Regions from separate parts of the Homo sapiens genome. Here region 2 is linked to region 1. A link is an interaction called in ENCODE POLR2A ChIA-PET data of the cell type or tissue named here. Cell type or tissue: PC-9. All regions are shown on one strand. Each heading gives the region's core, and the rest is flanking DNA. Links, peaks and the distances in the headings are about the cores only.

Region 1 (7,547 bases), core at 1,080-6,079:
CAAACCATGTTAGACTAATCCTTATCCTCCCAGCCACTTCTCTGTCCAATGAACCACCCTAGCTCAAGCTCCTTTGCCTTGTCACATTTTCACAATTTACTTTGCGTTGTCTACTTCAGTATCTCTGTGTTTATCTCTAACTGCCTCCTTGAGTCTCCATTCCTTTTTGAAGGCTCCCATGCCATGTAAAACTTGCATTAAATAAATGTGCATGCTTTTCTTCCACTGCTATAGCTTATGTCAATTTAAGTATCAGGCTCAGCCAAAAAACCCTAAAAGGGTAGAGATAAAAATTTTGCTTCCTCTATAAAGGGAATTTCAGCCAGAAGGATGCATGGAGAGACCATATCTGTGAAGGAAGCCAATCTGCCTGCAGGACCCAATGTGCACGGGCTCAGAAAATTCACTTCCCGCATTATCTTTTCTTTGCAAATTAATTGGCAATGTGCCTCAACAATACAAAAGAGTAAAGCAAGGAAAAGACACGAGGATCCAGGAAACAGTGGTTTCAAATGAGGTAAGTAATTAAGGGAAGTCCCTGGGTGATAGCTGTGTAGCAGATCAAGGCAGCAAGCAACAAAGGCCTTAGGAGGAAGTTATCTTGAGGAAAAAAGAGAGTTGAGTATTTTTCAAAATCTTACACTAACTTTGAGATTTTGTAATAATAGAAAGATACCAACAATACACAAATAAAAAGAAAGATAGGAGAACAAGTAGAAAGCCACCTTATTAGGATAATTTGACTGCAAGCAGCAGGAAAACCAAACCCAAAACGCTTAAAAATAAGACATTTACTATCTGACATAACAAGAGCTTCATAGGCAGGGAAGCTTCAGTTGACTGGTTAATTCAGTATCTGATTCTTCAAGTGCATAGGTTCTTTACATTTCTCTTTTGTTTTTTCTTTTTCTTTTTCTTTTGACAGTCCAGAGATCTTTTATCTTTTTAACACCTATGATGCCATGAATTCATGGGGAATAGGTTCCAGCAGCTCAGGCTGCTTCCCATTGGTTCTCACACAGTGTGCTTCTCTGGGTGGAGCAGGCTGGGGCTTCAGTTGAACCCAGGTGCCTTTCTCTTTGGCTTCTTTATTTTTCTGACCATTTTCCTTCACGCGTCTCAGGAAGCTATCTCAGCTCTTAGAGTGCTTAATATGCTCAATACGCACATTAATTCTTTTGGCAAGAATCTTGCCCTTGTTTGTTTATGCAATGCCAACAGCATGCTGGGGAACATTGTAGACTCTTCCAGTTTTGCCAAGGTAACACTTGTGGGGCATTCCTTTTTGGACAGTACCCATTCCCTTGATGTCTACAATGTCACCTTTCTTATAGATTTGCATATACGTGGCCAAAGGAACAACTCCATGTTTTCTAAAAGGCCCAGAGAACATATATCGGGTGCCTCTCCTCTTTCCTTTTGTGTTTGTCATTTTGACAAATTACTGGAAGATGGCGATTCCGGCCAAAAGGCTACATCTTTCTTTCTGCCATCTTCACTCATCCAAAGGCAGGCTCCCCTCACGGTGACAAGATGTACATGCTCTTTTAGGGTTCATATCCAACATGGCAGAATCCCAAGAAAAATACTCTATCTCCCTTAGAGAAAGGAAAACTTTCCAGAAGCCCCTAGTAGGCATTTTCTCCCATCTCATTGGCTAAAATTGTATCCTGTGCACATCTGAACAACTACTGGAAAAGAAAATGGAACCACTGCAGCAGGGATTGTTAATTGCCCCTCAATATCCATCTCCCCCTCCTTCCTTTCTATGATAGAACTTCTCTGAATTGTATCTCCACACGTAATCACCAAGCTAGAAGCAACTTTTCCCATCCTCCCTTGCACCTAGGTGTGGTCATGTTACTACGTTCTGGCCAATAGGATATGAGTGGAAATGATGTGGGCAATTTGTAAATTTTTCTTTAAAAGAAGTTGTGTGCTCTCCACTGGCTCAATTCCTCCATTCTGGCTAATATGAAGATTTGGTGGTAGTAGGTCAGCTTCAAACATGAAGATGAGGGCAGCTCCCAAGGAGATGACAGAGCCATGGGTAGAAGGAGCCTGGGGACCCAGGACATTTTCTTGATGCTCAGCCTCTCTATCCTCTTACACTGTAGGCTAGCTAGGAATTCTATCTGACAGAGAGGTCCACTCTATTTATTTTGGTGACTATTAAAGTAGTGGCAGGGGCCAGGCGTGGGCTCATGCCTGTAATCTCAGCACTTTGGGAGGCTGAAGCAGGCAGATCACTTGAGGTCAGGAGTTTGAGACCAGCCTGGTCAACATGGTGAAACCCCATCTCTACTAAAAATACAAAAATTAGCCAGGTGTGGTGACAGGCGCCTGTAATCCCAGCTCTCAAGAAGCTGAGACATGAGAATCGCTTGAACCTGAGAGATAAAGGTTGCAGTGAGCCAAGATTGTGCCATTGCACTCCATCTTAGGTGACACAGTGAGACTCTGTCTCATAAATAAACAAATAAATAAATAAAGTAGTGGCGGGTGCTGTGGCTTATGTCTGTAATCCCATCAATTTGGGAGGCCAAGGCGGGTGGATCACCTGAGGTCGGGAGTTCGAGACCAGCCTGGCCAACATGGTGAAATCCTGTCTCTACTAAAAATACAAAAATTAGCCAGGTATGGTGGCAGGCACCTGTAATCCCAGCTACTTGGGAGGCTGAGGCATGAGAATTGCTTGAATCCAGGAGGCGGAGGTTGCAGTGAGCCAAGATTGCGCCACTGCACTCCAACCTAGGCAACAGAGTGAAACTCTGTCTCAAAAAACAAAACGAAACAAAACAAAACAACAAAAAAACCCAGAAACTTCCTAAAGTAGCCAAAGCAATATCCCGATTACTGCAGTGGCCATGCTTCCCTTAGACCAATGGTTCTCAAAGTATGATTACCATACTGAGAGCACCAGCATCACCCAGGAACTTGTTGGAAATGTACATTCTTGGGTCTTGCCCCAGACCTACTGAATTGGAATGTCTGTGAATGGATCCCAGCAACCTGTTTTTTGTTTTGTTTGTTTTGTTTGAAACAAAGTGAGACCCTGTCTCAAAATAAATAAATAAAAGAAAAGAAAAAAGAAACTTAAAAAGAGAAGAGATGTAAGAAAATGGGAAGAGATAAAGTCAATAGGCGACATCATGAGAAATGAAGGTGCTAATTTAAAATCATAAATGCAAGGAAAGAGGAATTCAAAATAAGAACATAATTCTATTATTAGAAGGGGCTGGGTAAATGTGCATTAAATCTTCATTTTGCATAAAAAGAAAGTCAATAGATAGTTCCCGAAAATACTATATTAAGGCCAAACAAGGTGGTGCATGCCTCTAATCCCAAGGCTGTGGGAGGTTTGAGGCCTGGAGGCAACATAATGAGACCACCATTTCTACCAAAAAAAAAATTAATGAATTAATTATTTTGAGATGGAGTCTTACTCTGTCGCCCAGGCTGGAGTGTAGTGGCACAGTATCAGCTCACGGCAACCTCCCCCTCCCGGGTTCAAGCAATTCTACTGCCTCAGCCTCCCAGGTAGCTGGGATTACAGGCATGCGTCACCAGGCCTGGCTAATTTTTTTGTATTTTTTTCAGTAGAGATGGGGTTTCACCATGTTGGCCAAGTTGGTCTCGAACTCCTGACCTCAGGTTATCCGCCCACCTCAGCCTCCCAAAGTGCTGGGATTACAGGCGTGAGCCACCGGGCCCAGCCAAAAAAATTATTATTATTTTTTAAATTAACCAGGCGTGATGATGGACGCTTGTAACCTCTCATCAGGCTTAGGTGGGAAGATGGATTGAGCTCAAGAATCTCAAAGTCACAGTGAGCTCTGATTGTGCACTCTAGCCTGCGTGACAGAATAAGATCCTGTCTCTAAAAACAAAACAAAACAAACAAAGCTATAAAATACTGTATCAAGAAACAACTGCCAGGCACGGTGACTCATGCCTGTAATCCCAGCATTCTGGGAGGCCAAAGCAGGTGGATCACTCGAGCTCAGGAGTTTGAGACCAGCCTGGGCAACATGATGAAACCTGATCTCTACAAAAAAATACAAAAATTAGCCGGGCATGGAGGCATGCAGCTGTAGTCCCAGCTACTCAGGAGGCTGAGGTGGGAAGATTGTTTGAGCCAGGGAGGCCGAGGCTGCAGTGAGCCAAGATGGTGCCACTTCACTCCAGCCTGGGTGATAGAGCAAGACCCTGTCTCACAAAAACCAAAACCAAAGCAAAATAATACCTGCGTTAGCATATTGTTTAAGGATATGAGGCAATCACCATAAGAATAAAAACAGAGACGATTCAACTAGTTAAAAAGAATTTTCCCTTTGGGATGGGGACTGTGAGAGGAGAGCTATTGATTTTCATTATAAATCCTTCTGTACTATTTAATTTTTTTTTAACCTAGGGCATATATGCTTATAATGAACCATTGAAAAATTATGCTTTCAGAGGGGCTATACACAAGGTGGGACAGAGTCCTCCCGCTCTGAGAGTCTCTTTGTGAAGGTCTGCTTTGTCCAGGAGGGGGTCACCAGAATGTTTGCAGAGCCTCCGCCAGCCCTGTCTCATGAGGCAGCTTTACAAATGGTCGGATGGGACAGGGTCTCTGACAAAAGGCCCTCTCCTCATTGGCATAATCCTTTAGACAGCTGTACCGGGTGAATGGGAACCGCTCAGAGCAGTCTGTTGGCAGGCTTGCTGCTGTCACCTCTTGTAGAATTTCCTCTCGACCACCCTGCTCTCTCGTTCAGATGTCCAACACACAGCCTTAATGGGTAATGGATGTTTTCACCTGGAGAATCCTCCTCATTAGCCTCTCAGTTCTGACCAGGAGGCTGAATGTTCACAACATGGAAAGTCATAATATTTCAACAATCATTGGCCCCAAAGCACTTGTTCAAACAGTAATAGTAGTTAGTATGTTGTAAGAAGATCAGTTAAACCATGTCTATGTCTTTACATTTAGCTGGTATGTTTCCTCCTACCATACTGTCCTGTTTGTGATTTACTCTGTACCCAAAAGCTGATGTCAGACTCTCTGCTTTCAACACCAAGTAATTATGGGTGGAAATGGGGGAGGTTGAAGTGGTTTGGGAGTGGAGTGACATGTAAGGTAATAGCTTTCAGATCATTTCCGGTGGCGCTTTGGTGTGCTACAAAGATACTTTCATTGAAATGTCCCAGGGATTGGTCCGGACCCTGGATCTTACCTCACTTGAATCAGAGTAGCTCATTTTTTTTTTTTTTTTTTTTTTGAGACAGAGGCTCACTCTGTTGCCCAGGCTGGAGTGCAGTGGCACGATCTCGGCTCCCTGCAACCTCCACCTCCTAGGTTCAAGCAACTCTCATGTGTCAGCCTCCTGAGTAGCTGGGATTACAGGTGTCCGCCACCATGCCCAGCTAATTTTGTTTTTTTTCTGTATTTTTAGTAGAGATGGGGTTTTGCCATGTTGGCCAGTCTGGTCTGGAACTCCTGACCTCAAGTGATCTGCCCACCTCGGCCTCCCAAATTGCTGGGATTACAGGTGTGAGCCTCCGTGCCTGGCCAGCCCACTTAATCTTAAATGCAGTCTTTCACTTCATACAACACACAGGAGATAGGATGCAGCAAGTTAGAAAAATTACTCATACCACCTCCCAGATGTGCAAAGAATTTAGAGTGCATTTTCCCTATGCGTGCTCATTTAGAAGCACATCTGCTCCTCTTCACCTCCCAGGTAGCAGGGGAAAGGCTAGATTTAATCTTGTTACAATATTTCCATTTCTTCTCATTGATACAGGCTTGTTTCAGTGTAAACATTTGGTCCATTTGAAGTTCAACTTCCCACTAGTGCTAATGAAAATCTTTACCTGGTTGAGTAAATGTTTTCAGGTAAAATACTCTATCTCTCAAATTTAGTCTCCTCTTCCTCTTCCTTGACCTGGTAGAAAGGGCAGGACTTACTATATCCTTGTGATGCCTGTAGGATAAAAGGGTTCCTGAGTGGTATGTTGTCTCAGGCCTCCTCTGGTCTCAGAGGCAATGCCCCATGCCTGCCTGATTACTGTTTGCTCTGCTGCTGTTGGGGGGTGAAATTTGCTGCTGGGATCATTCGTGGCTTGGTCAGTGCCCAGTGGGCTGTCTTCAGTAAAGTCACTCCCTCTGAGCCTATGCCACAACCCCCACCAAAACTCTCCCCCGTTGGAGCCACACAAGCTCCTGCTGTCAAGCCCTCTCGCTCTTGCCCTCTGGGGACCCAAAAGGCCCCTGGTCCTCAAGTCAGCCACCTCTGTGTCTTCCTCCATCCAAAAGACCTGCAGGAGCTTCTGAGCCTGGTGACACTTGCTGGGGACCAAGACCATCCTACTCCGCCCCAGCCACGCTGCATGACCTCATCTCAGCCCAAAAACAGACATTGGGAACATCTGACCATCCATCCCGTTCCCCCGCTCTTTTTGGCTACCTGCAGTGACCCCAGCAGCAGGGGCGGGAGTTGCCTGCCCTCTTCCAGCCTGGAAGAGCATCTGTCCTACGCTCCTCCTTCCGGGAGTGACTCCCGCCCGCATCTCGGGGTGGGAAGGGTTCAGGAAACACAGACCAGCTTATCTTAAGGAAGCCTGGTCGGGAATCTTTCAAAAACACATCTGTTACAAGGGGGAAAGACACCTCCAGGACAACAGTGATTTGCCTCAGCGGGGCAAAGGCCAGGCCTGACGGAAGAGCCCAGCCTTCGCCGAGGGCCGCAGGGAGCCAGAGACTCGAGCCTGCGGTTCCAGCCCCGCCGCGGTTCCGGCCCCGCCGCGATCCCGAGGCCTGCGCATGCTCGGTGCTGCGCGGGGCTCCCTCCTTACCGCAGGAGCTCCTCATCGAGAAACCCAGGTAAGTCCTGCCCCTTCTACCAGGTCAAGGAAGAGGAAGAGGAGACTAAATTTGAGAGATAGAGTATTTTACCTGAAAACATTTACTCAACCAGGTAAAGATTTTCATTATTTTCATTAGCACTAGTGGGAAGCTGAACTTCAAATGGACCACATGTTTACACTGAAACAAGCCTGTATCAATGAGAAGAAATGGAAATATTGTAACAAGATTAAATCTAGCCTTTCCCCTGCTACCTGGGAGGTGAAGAGGAGCAGGTGCGCTTCTAAACGAGCACGCATAGGGAAAATGCACTCTAAATTCTTTGCACATCTGGGAGGTGGTATGAGTAATTTTTCTAACTTGCTGCATCCTATCTCCTGTGTGTTGTATGAAGTGAAAGACTGCATTTAAGATTAAGTGGGCCCCCAGGACCTGGCACAGGCTGTGGTTCCTTATATCGAGTGGCATGACTGCATTCCGGCCTTTGCCGTTGACTCATTCTTTGCCCTTGTCAAGTTTCCTAGCCTGAGTCGGTTTTTCCCCTTCTCGTTAGAGCTGATGATAAAACAGACTTACCTAGCCAGGGCAACACAGGGAGACCCTGTCTCTACAAAAAATAAGAAAATAAAATATTAGCCGAGTGTGGCGTCACACGCCTGTAGTCCTATCTACTTGGGAGGCTGAGACAGGAGGATCT
Region 2 (7,547 bases), core at 1,473-6,472, 150 kb before region 1:
CTGCTGAAGTATAGAACTTGGGAGTTTCCTAAGTACCTAATTTTTTTTGCTTCTTGGTTTTTTATTGTTATCAAATCAGCAGATTTGGTTATCAGCTGTTGTTAGTTATATAGCAGTACAGGACATATGTAATCTTGTTGAGATGTGTCTTCTAAAGACACATTTCTGAGTAGCTCAAACATATCAGGAAAGTTGGTTCTGTGTACTTTTGTTAATCATTGTTTTGATTCAAACTTAAGTAATCTTAGATGTTGATTTGGTTTTTATTGTATTTCCTTTCCTAATTAGGACTTAACCACCACCATGTCGAGCAAAAGAACAAAGACCAAGACCAAGAAGCGCCCTCAGCGTGCAACATCCAATGTGTTTGCTATGTTTGACCAGTCACAGATTCAGGAGTTCAAAGAGGCCTTCAACATGATTGATCAGAACAGAGATGGTTTCATCGACAAGGAAGATTTGCATGATATGCTTGCTTCATTGGGTAATGCTCAGTTTAAATATTAATCTATTGGATAGAATTTCCATGGTGCCTTTCATCTTGATTTCATGAGTCTTAAAGCTCTGTAAAGCCTGTCTAATGAGTCTACTAAGGTTTGAGTAAAGTGTGGAACAGTGTTTCCCACCGGATCACCAGCAGATTCGTGACCCTGTCTTAGGATTGGGTTGGGGTTCGTGTGTGTGTGTGTGTGTATAAAAACACTGATCTTGATTATGGAAGCAGTATTATTCCTTCTGACATTCCAATGGACTATCATATACTTTCCAGACTCTTTAATAGGCCCTATTCATTAAGAAAACTTTCCCCCCAAATAGTTTCACTCTCATGAGTGCAAACAGTAAACTGTATGAATGATAATCTTTGTTACCAAAATGTTTACTGTCATTAATAGTTGATATGTATTGTAATGTAATTAAAATTATGACCCCTTTTAAAAATTTAGGGAAGAATCCAACTGATGAGTATCTAGATGCCATGATGAATGAGGCTCCAGGCCCCATCAATTTCACCATGTTCCTCACCATGTTTGGTGAGAAGTTAAATGGCACAGATCCTGAAGATGTCATCAGAAATGCCTTTGCTTGCTTTGATGAAGAAGCAACTGGTAAGTGAGAGGTAACCTTTAATTATAAAGTGATTTAATTTTTAGTTATGGTAACTAAAATATACAGTAACTTAAAATATGATAACGCTCTCAGGTTTGTACTACACCTATTTTTTTAGACAGAGTTCTCTTGGCATGTTTGTCACTCACTTTGCTGCTTCTGCCCTAAGTAGTAGTTTACAATGAATAGGTTGTATTTGAAACCTCATTGGGAAGCTTATATTACCCCTTTCCTACCATGTTAACTCCACAAGGGTTAGGCTCTCAGAAAATATGTATTGAATAAAAAACTTTTACCAGAATAATCTTGATGAAGTATAAATTGTTATAGGCCATGCACCACTACAATCCTGTATATGTTTACCAGGTATCTGTCAGCTCTCAAATTGTTTAAATCTGACATCTAACCTTTATTTTAAAATACACCCAGTAGAACTTAGGGTCTGGAATTAGACTATCTGGCTTCAAATTCCTCTTCCACATAATAGCTGTATAATTTGGGGCAAGTTGCTTAACTTTCTCTAAGCCTCTGTTTTCTTATTTGTAAAATGAGCAGTATTACCTACCTCATAGGGTTGTTGTGAGAATTAAGTGAAGAAGTGAGATGTACATGAAGTACTTAGCATACTGTGTGGCACAGAGTTAACTCTCAAAAAAACAAAATGTTATCTATATAGGGGCCTGATCCTTTGGCAGAAGTGTATGTAAGAGAAAACATAATGAGGGAATATTTTCCGTGATTCCCAGCTCAACATGGCGTAGCCAAGTGTGTTTAGTGAAGGAAGGCACAATCTTTGGTTGCCTCCATTAGTGGGACGAGTTTAAATACTGGGTGGTTGCCAGGGCCTGCTGATGGAAGCATGGTCTGTGGCTTTCAAGGCTCCCCACATGTGCATGCCAGTTATTTGGGAAATCTTAAAAATACCAATACCAGAAAATAAATCGGGTGACATCAGATTCTTGTAGGCAGGCAGGTTTTATGAGAACCCTGGTATCAAATTCCCAAAGTAAAGAGCACACACCTTTCAGCTTACCACTGCACATCCCCACTGCCCAGCACAGTGCCTGCCACATAGTTAGTGCTCAAATATTTATTCCATGTTTTTGCATGTGCTGGGACTGGCCATATTTATTACAATAATTGGATTTGTAAACAGTAAAAATCTCATTTTACATCTGAGAAAACCAAAGTCAGGGATGAAGTGAAATGCCTGAAATAAAATAGCTTCTTAAAACTGGGCCTCAAGCTTCCGGTATTCTTTCCACTGTACCACTTTATTGATGTGTATGATGTAGTGTTGATTTTAGCCTGGCAGGTAAATGTTACTTGTTTGTAGAATAAGATGTGACCATTCATGCCACTTGAAGGAACCGTAAGGCTTAGATTCTTTAACCATACTTTTTATTACTTTGTTTAGGCATAGGTTTAGTCTCTCTTATCAAGAGATCAGAAGCTGAATGTGGAGGCAGAATGATAGAGCAAATGATAGAGCGGAGCAGTGCTGCTAAGCAGCTAGGCATTTTTCTAGGCACTTCTCTGCTGAGGCTGTTTTAAGTAGGTGGACACCCTGTAGTTCATATATTTGCATGTTTATAGTTTGTAACATACAGAACATGCTTAGTCAAGTATAGATATTCTTTGTAATTAACCCTCAGAATAGTATGTATTCTGATCCCTTGTTCTTTATTCTCCAGGCACCATACAGGAAGATTACTTGAGAGAGCTGCTGACAACCATGGGGGATCGGTTTACAGATGAGGAAGTGGATGAGCTGTACAGAGAAGCACCTATTGATAAAAAGGGGAATTTCAATTACATCGAGTTCACACGCATCCTGAAACATGGAGCCAAAGACAAAGATGACTGAAATAACTTCAAATTCCAGCCAAACGTTCCTTGTTGCCACTTTGGGTATTCTGAGATTTTCTCTTGCATGCCCTTAGCTTTACAGCTTTTGCATTTCCTGTTGTATTTATTCTCAGCCATTTTGGGCATATGTATCTTTATAATCAGACTGGAAACGGGACTTTCTATTAATATCATTTTCAGAATAAAAAATAGGATAATTTAACCTACCAGCCCTTCTCCCCCAATAACTGTGGTCTATACAGAGTCAATATATTTTTTCAGAGAAAGTTATTCGCTCGATTTTTTCTGAATCATAATTAAACTTTATGATAAAATACTTACTTGTTTAAACTTCTTATTTACCAAACTTGGCTTTTGTTGGTTTCAGTCGTATCTCCCAAAGAAAGGTAGATGAGGGAAATCCTAGAAAATGATATGGTTGTTAGCTTTCTCTTCCTCCAGTTTTCCTAACAATCCTATCTCCTCTACTATCCATTCCTCCTCCTCCTCCCAAGGATATCCAATTTTAACTGCCCTAATCAGGTTTTCTGCACTTTGTCTTCCAATTTTTAAAATAATTTCCTGTAGAATTTGCATATATGATAGTTTCCATAGCTTTAAGTCCTTAAGTTGACATACCTGCCAACATTTCCACTTTATTTAAACTTTTGTAATTTCTGGTCATTTAAAATTAGACCAGGTTACTGAGTATAATTTCAATTTGTCATATTTTTAAAAACCATTTTGGCTTAAAGGTTCTGTGGAATGCTACCAAAGAGAGATTTTTATGTTATGTTTTAAAGTGCTGGAAATATAATGCAGTATTTTTTTTATTATATGTAGTTTTTCTTTAACACAGCAATGTGTATTGAAAGATATTTGTTTATGCAGAGATTCACCATGAGTCCATGTTTGAGTTTTGGACATTCCTGACCTTCCCACAATCAAAACAGCTGAACCTGCATGCCTGGGAAAGTGAGGTCATTATTTCAGTCCTAAAAATAACTTCTACTATTTGCAGAAATGCAGAACTGTTTCACAGTTAATCAGGGAGTGGCAGACAGTTTCGTTCTTTTTCAGCTTTAAAAATCTGACTCTCAAAGGGCTTCAAGATTCTCTTTTTTTTCCAGACAGGGTCTCTCGCTCTATCACCCAGGCTGGAGTGCAATGGCACGATCACAGCTCACTGCAGCCTTGACCTCCTGGGCTCAAGTGATCCACAGCCACCTGAGTAGTTGGGACTACAGGCAGGCACCACCATGCCTGGCTAATTTCTTAATTTGTTGTAGAGACAAGGTCTCATTATGTTGCCTAGGCTGGTCTAAAACTCCTGTACTCAAGTGATCTTCCCACCTCTGCCTCCTAAAGTGCTGGGATTACAGGTGTGAGCAACCATGCCCAGCCCAAAACTCTGACTCTCAAAGAGCATGAGTTTTAAAAGATTTGAAATGGAGAAAAATTTGGTTGAAAAGATTTGACAATTAGCCTATGAAGATGAGTAATTGACAATTACTATAATAACTTTAAGTTTTATGCTACGATTAACATGACTCTCCTTGGACAAAACCATTACCTCATTCAGTAAACAATTACTAAAAGCCTTCTGGGCAGCAGGCCTTTGCAGCCAATAAGATAGATCAGCTAGATCCTGTAACGTGGGAAGGCCAGTGCTATAGGAATAGAAGGACTAGTCAAAGCTAGTCCTTGACCTCTTCAGCATTAGAATCTTAGAACCTGCCTTCATTCTTTGTCTTTTGTTTCTGAATTTTATTCACTGGTTAAGCCAAAATACTTTTTCCAGGCTATGGCCATGGTGCTAAAATCTTGTTTTTTGAATTGAATTTCCATGTCAAGAGAAAAAATTATCATATGCTTTGTTACATCTCTAGTGAAGAACAGATAGCATTGTTTGCACTATATGAAAAACAAGGTACTACTAAAAGGATCTCTTGCAGGGCCCCTGTTTCCCTTTCAGATAAGTGCTTAATGAACCAACTTGCATTAAGAACAATGATGTACCCTGAATGAAATAATTCTCCTAATTTAGTAATAGCATTCTTTGCTTAAACAAGAGTGATTGCCAACAGAAAGGTAAAAGCATCCATTTCAATGGTGTGTTTGACTGAAAAATCAGTCTCAAAAGTTTCCATGATGAAAGTCATACTTAAACCATTTCAAAAGATCTGGCTAGGCACGTTGGCGCACATCTGTAATCCCAGCACTTTGGAAGGTCGAAGTAGGAAGACTGCTTGAAGCCAGAAGATTGACATCAGCCTGGGCAACAAAGCAAAACCCCATCTCTACATAAAAATTAAAAATTAGCCGGACATGGTGGTGGGTGCCTATAGTCCCAGCTACTCTGGAAGCTAAGGTGGAAGGATTGCTTGAGCCCAGGAGTTTGAGGCTGGAGTGAGCTGACTGTGCCACTGTACTCCAGCCTGGGGTGACAGCGAGACCCTGTCTTGAAAAAGAAAACAAAAATCGGACAAAACCAGCCTAATGGGGGTGGCATCCTTATCCACCTGCATATGATGATATGGTCATTTTGATTCCAGGCCCCAAATTTTACTTGATGAAAGAATCTATAACTTGATGAGAGCAGGAATTGAATGCTCCTGGGAAAGAAAGGAGGAAGGCCTGAGCATAAGAGACAAGTAACAGCAAATTGAGAAGGAAAGGAAACCATTTGCTACAAAGTGAAAAGAGGAAGGACAGCAAGAGGCTTAACACCTAGACTTGAGGATCAGATAAAAAATGATCAGAGTTTGGAGAGGTAAATAGAGCCACAAAAACAGTCTTACGGAAACCTAGTTAATTTCAAGAGTAAGGAGGTTGGCAGTGTCCAACACAGAAAAGTGGAGTATGGGAAGGTTTAAATGAGACCCTCCCAGATGTGACAAGTCGTTAGTCATGTTTGCTAGAGTTATTAGAGTTCTGAGTGCAGAATCCATAATGCAGCACAGGATAGTGAATAATGCCTAGGTGTGGGGTCAGGCAGACCTACACTTAATTCCCGTTTGTTGCTACGTCATGGCTCTATAACCTTAAGTCAGTTATTTAAACTTCCTTGGCCTATTTATTCATTTATAAAACGGAAATAATACTGTTGGTTCATATTAGGAACATAATATATAAAGCAGCATTTGTGTGATTAAGAGCAGCACGGATTTGGAGCCATACTTAAGTGAATTGCACCTGCCTATTTGACTTTGTGTTCTTAATTGCCAGTTTCCTCATCTGTAAAATGGCCAATACCATCCAAGTTTCTTCTGAAAATTAGAAGCATGAAAGACAAATGGTCTGGGACACATTAGGTCTCCAAATAGTAGTTATTTTGTTTACGAGTGGGCCAGTGAGAAGGGGCAAAGGGCATATCTTCAAATTCAAGCCTGTTTATAGGCAGAGTAGAAGACAACAAACTAGGGGGGAACAATTAGTGAAACAAAATGGATCATGTCTAAGAGCTAGGATGTGACAGAACCTAGACCACGTAGGATTGCCCTTAGAAAAGTGGATGGATTTCAAGGTAGAATTTCATTAACAGGTTGTTAGGAAGATTTTATAAGACTATGCATACAAATGCCTGTCAGTTTGGTACTAGTGGATTCTGAAATAGTTCACTTTCGATTTCCTGAGCAGGTCCAATATGCCAGACTTGTGTGTGTCGAATTAGGTCCTCTTCACGGGTACAGTTTATTTTTTCTGTCCATAAAGGGATTGTAGTAGCTAATCCCACATTGAAGAAATGCCCAGTTTTCCCATTGCTGCTTATTCGAGTCATTTCCACTTGCTCTTCCATCTTCCAAGTCCCTATATCTTTTTAGTCTAGATTTCTCTGTGTCTGCTCAAATAGCAGGAAATGTGACTTTTCTCCAGTATTTATCCACACACATTTTAGAGTTGTAATGAGTTTACAACTTGTTTTTTCGTTTACTACTTAAATTATATCTCATGTTTTGGCATAGCCACCATTGTTTTGAGTATATTTCTTTTTCAACCATTCTTAACTTCAGTTATCTTTGATGTGGGCATGCTATAATTAACAATTTCCCAATGATAGATATTTAGCTATCCAGCTATTTTTATTAGTGAATAAATTTTTATTCATGATTAAACAAAGCCTATTATAGGCTTTTCTTTTGCATCTAGAGAGAACAATATACCTTAGAATTATTTCTTCAGAATAGTGCTGTCAAATAGAAGCTTCTGTAATTAAGGAAATGCTCTCTGTGCCATACAATAAGGACACTAACCACATGTGGCTATTGAGCACTTAAAATGTGTCTAATACTAGCCAGGCGCGGTGGCTCACGCCTGTAATCCCAGCACTTTTGGAGGCCCAGGTGGGCGGATCATGAGGACAAGAGATTGAGACCATCCTGGCCAACATGGTGAAACCCCGTCTCTACTAAAAATACAAAAATTAGCTGGGCGTCGTGGCACAGGCCTGTAGTCCCTGCTACTCGGGAGGCTAAGGCAGAAGAATCACATGAACCCGGGAGGCAGAGGTTGCAGTGAGCCGAGATCAAACCACTGCACTCCAGCCTGGGCGACGGAGCAAGACTCCGTCTCAAGAAAAAAAAAAGTGTCTA

The links. Peaks named below come from ENCODE experiments on the same cell type or tissue, not always from the same donor. Only the 100,000 strongest peaks of a DNase experiment are listed, where the experiment ranks them.
Region 2: POLR2A ChIA-PET joins it to region 1 with 5 read pairs; 1 of 35 experiments calls an interaction of 5 or more read pairs at or near these places.

The regions. Positions count from the first base shown.
Region 1 is chr18:3,405,387-3,412,933 of GRCh38, forward strand. It overlaps the pseudogene RPL21P127 and a transcript of TGIF1 not described here. Among named protein-coding and RNA genes, the nearest start is that of TGIF1, 41 kb to the right of the region's middle. In PC-9, for the core only: no CTCF peak of the experiment used is centred there; DNase peaks (open chromatin) are centred at 3,925 and 6,065; H3K4me3 peaks cover 270 bases; H3K27ac peaks cover 3,384 bases.
Region 2 is chr18:3,252,945-3,260,491 of GRCh38, forward strand. MYL12A (myosin light chain 12A) reads left to right here. Exons shown (of 4, transcript NM_006471.4): 2 at 289-484; 3 at 945-1,106; 4 at 2,802-3,292. The coding sequence starts at 304. The coding sequence ends at 2,974. It overlaps MYL12-AS1 (MYL12A and MYL12B antisense RNA 1), which reads right to left. Exons shown (of 4, transcript NR_130145.1): 3 at 3,298-3,378; 4 at 2,492-2,894. Among named protein-coding and RNA genes, the nearest start is that of MYL12B, 5.4 kb to the right of the region's middle. In PC-9, for the core only: no CTCF peak of the experiment used is centred there; a DNase peak (open chromatin) is centred at 3,927; H3K27ac peaks cover 1,949 bases.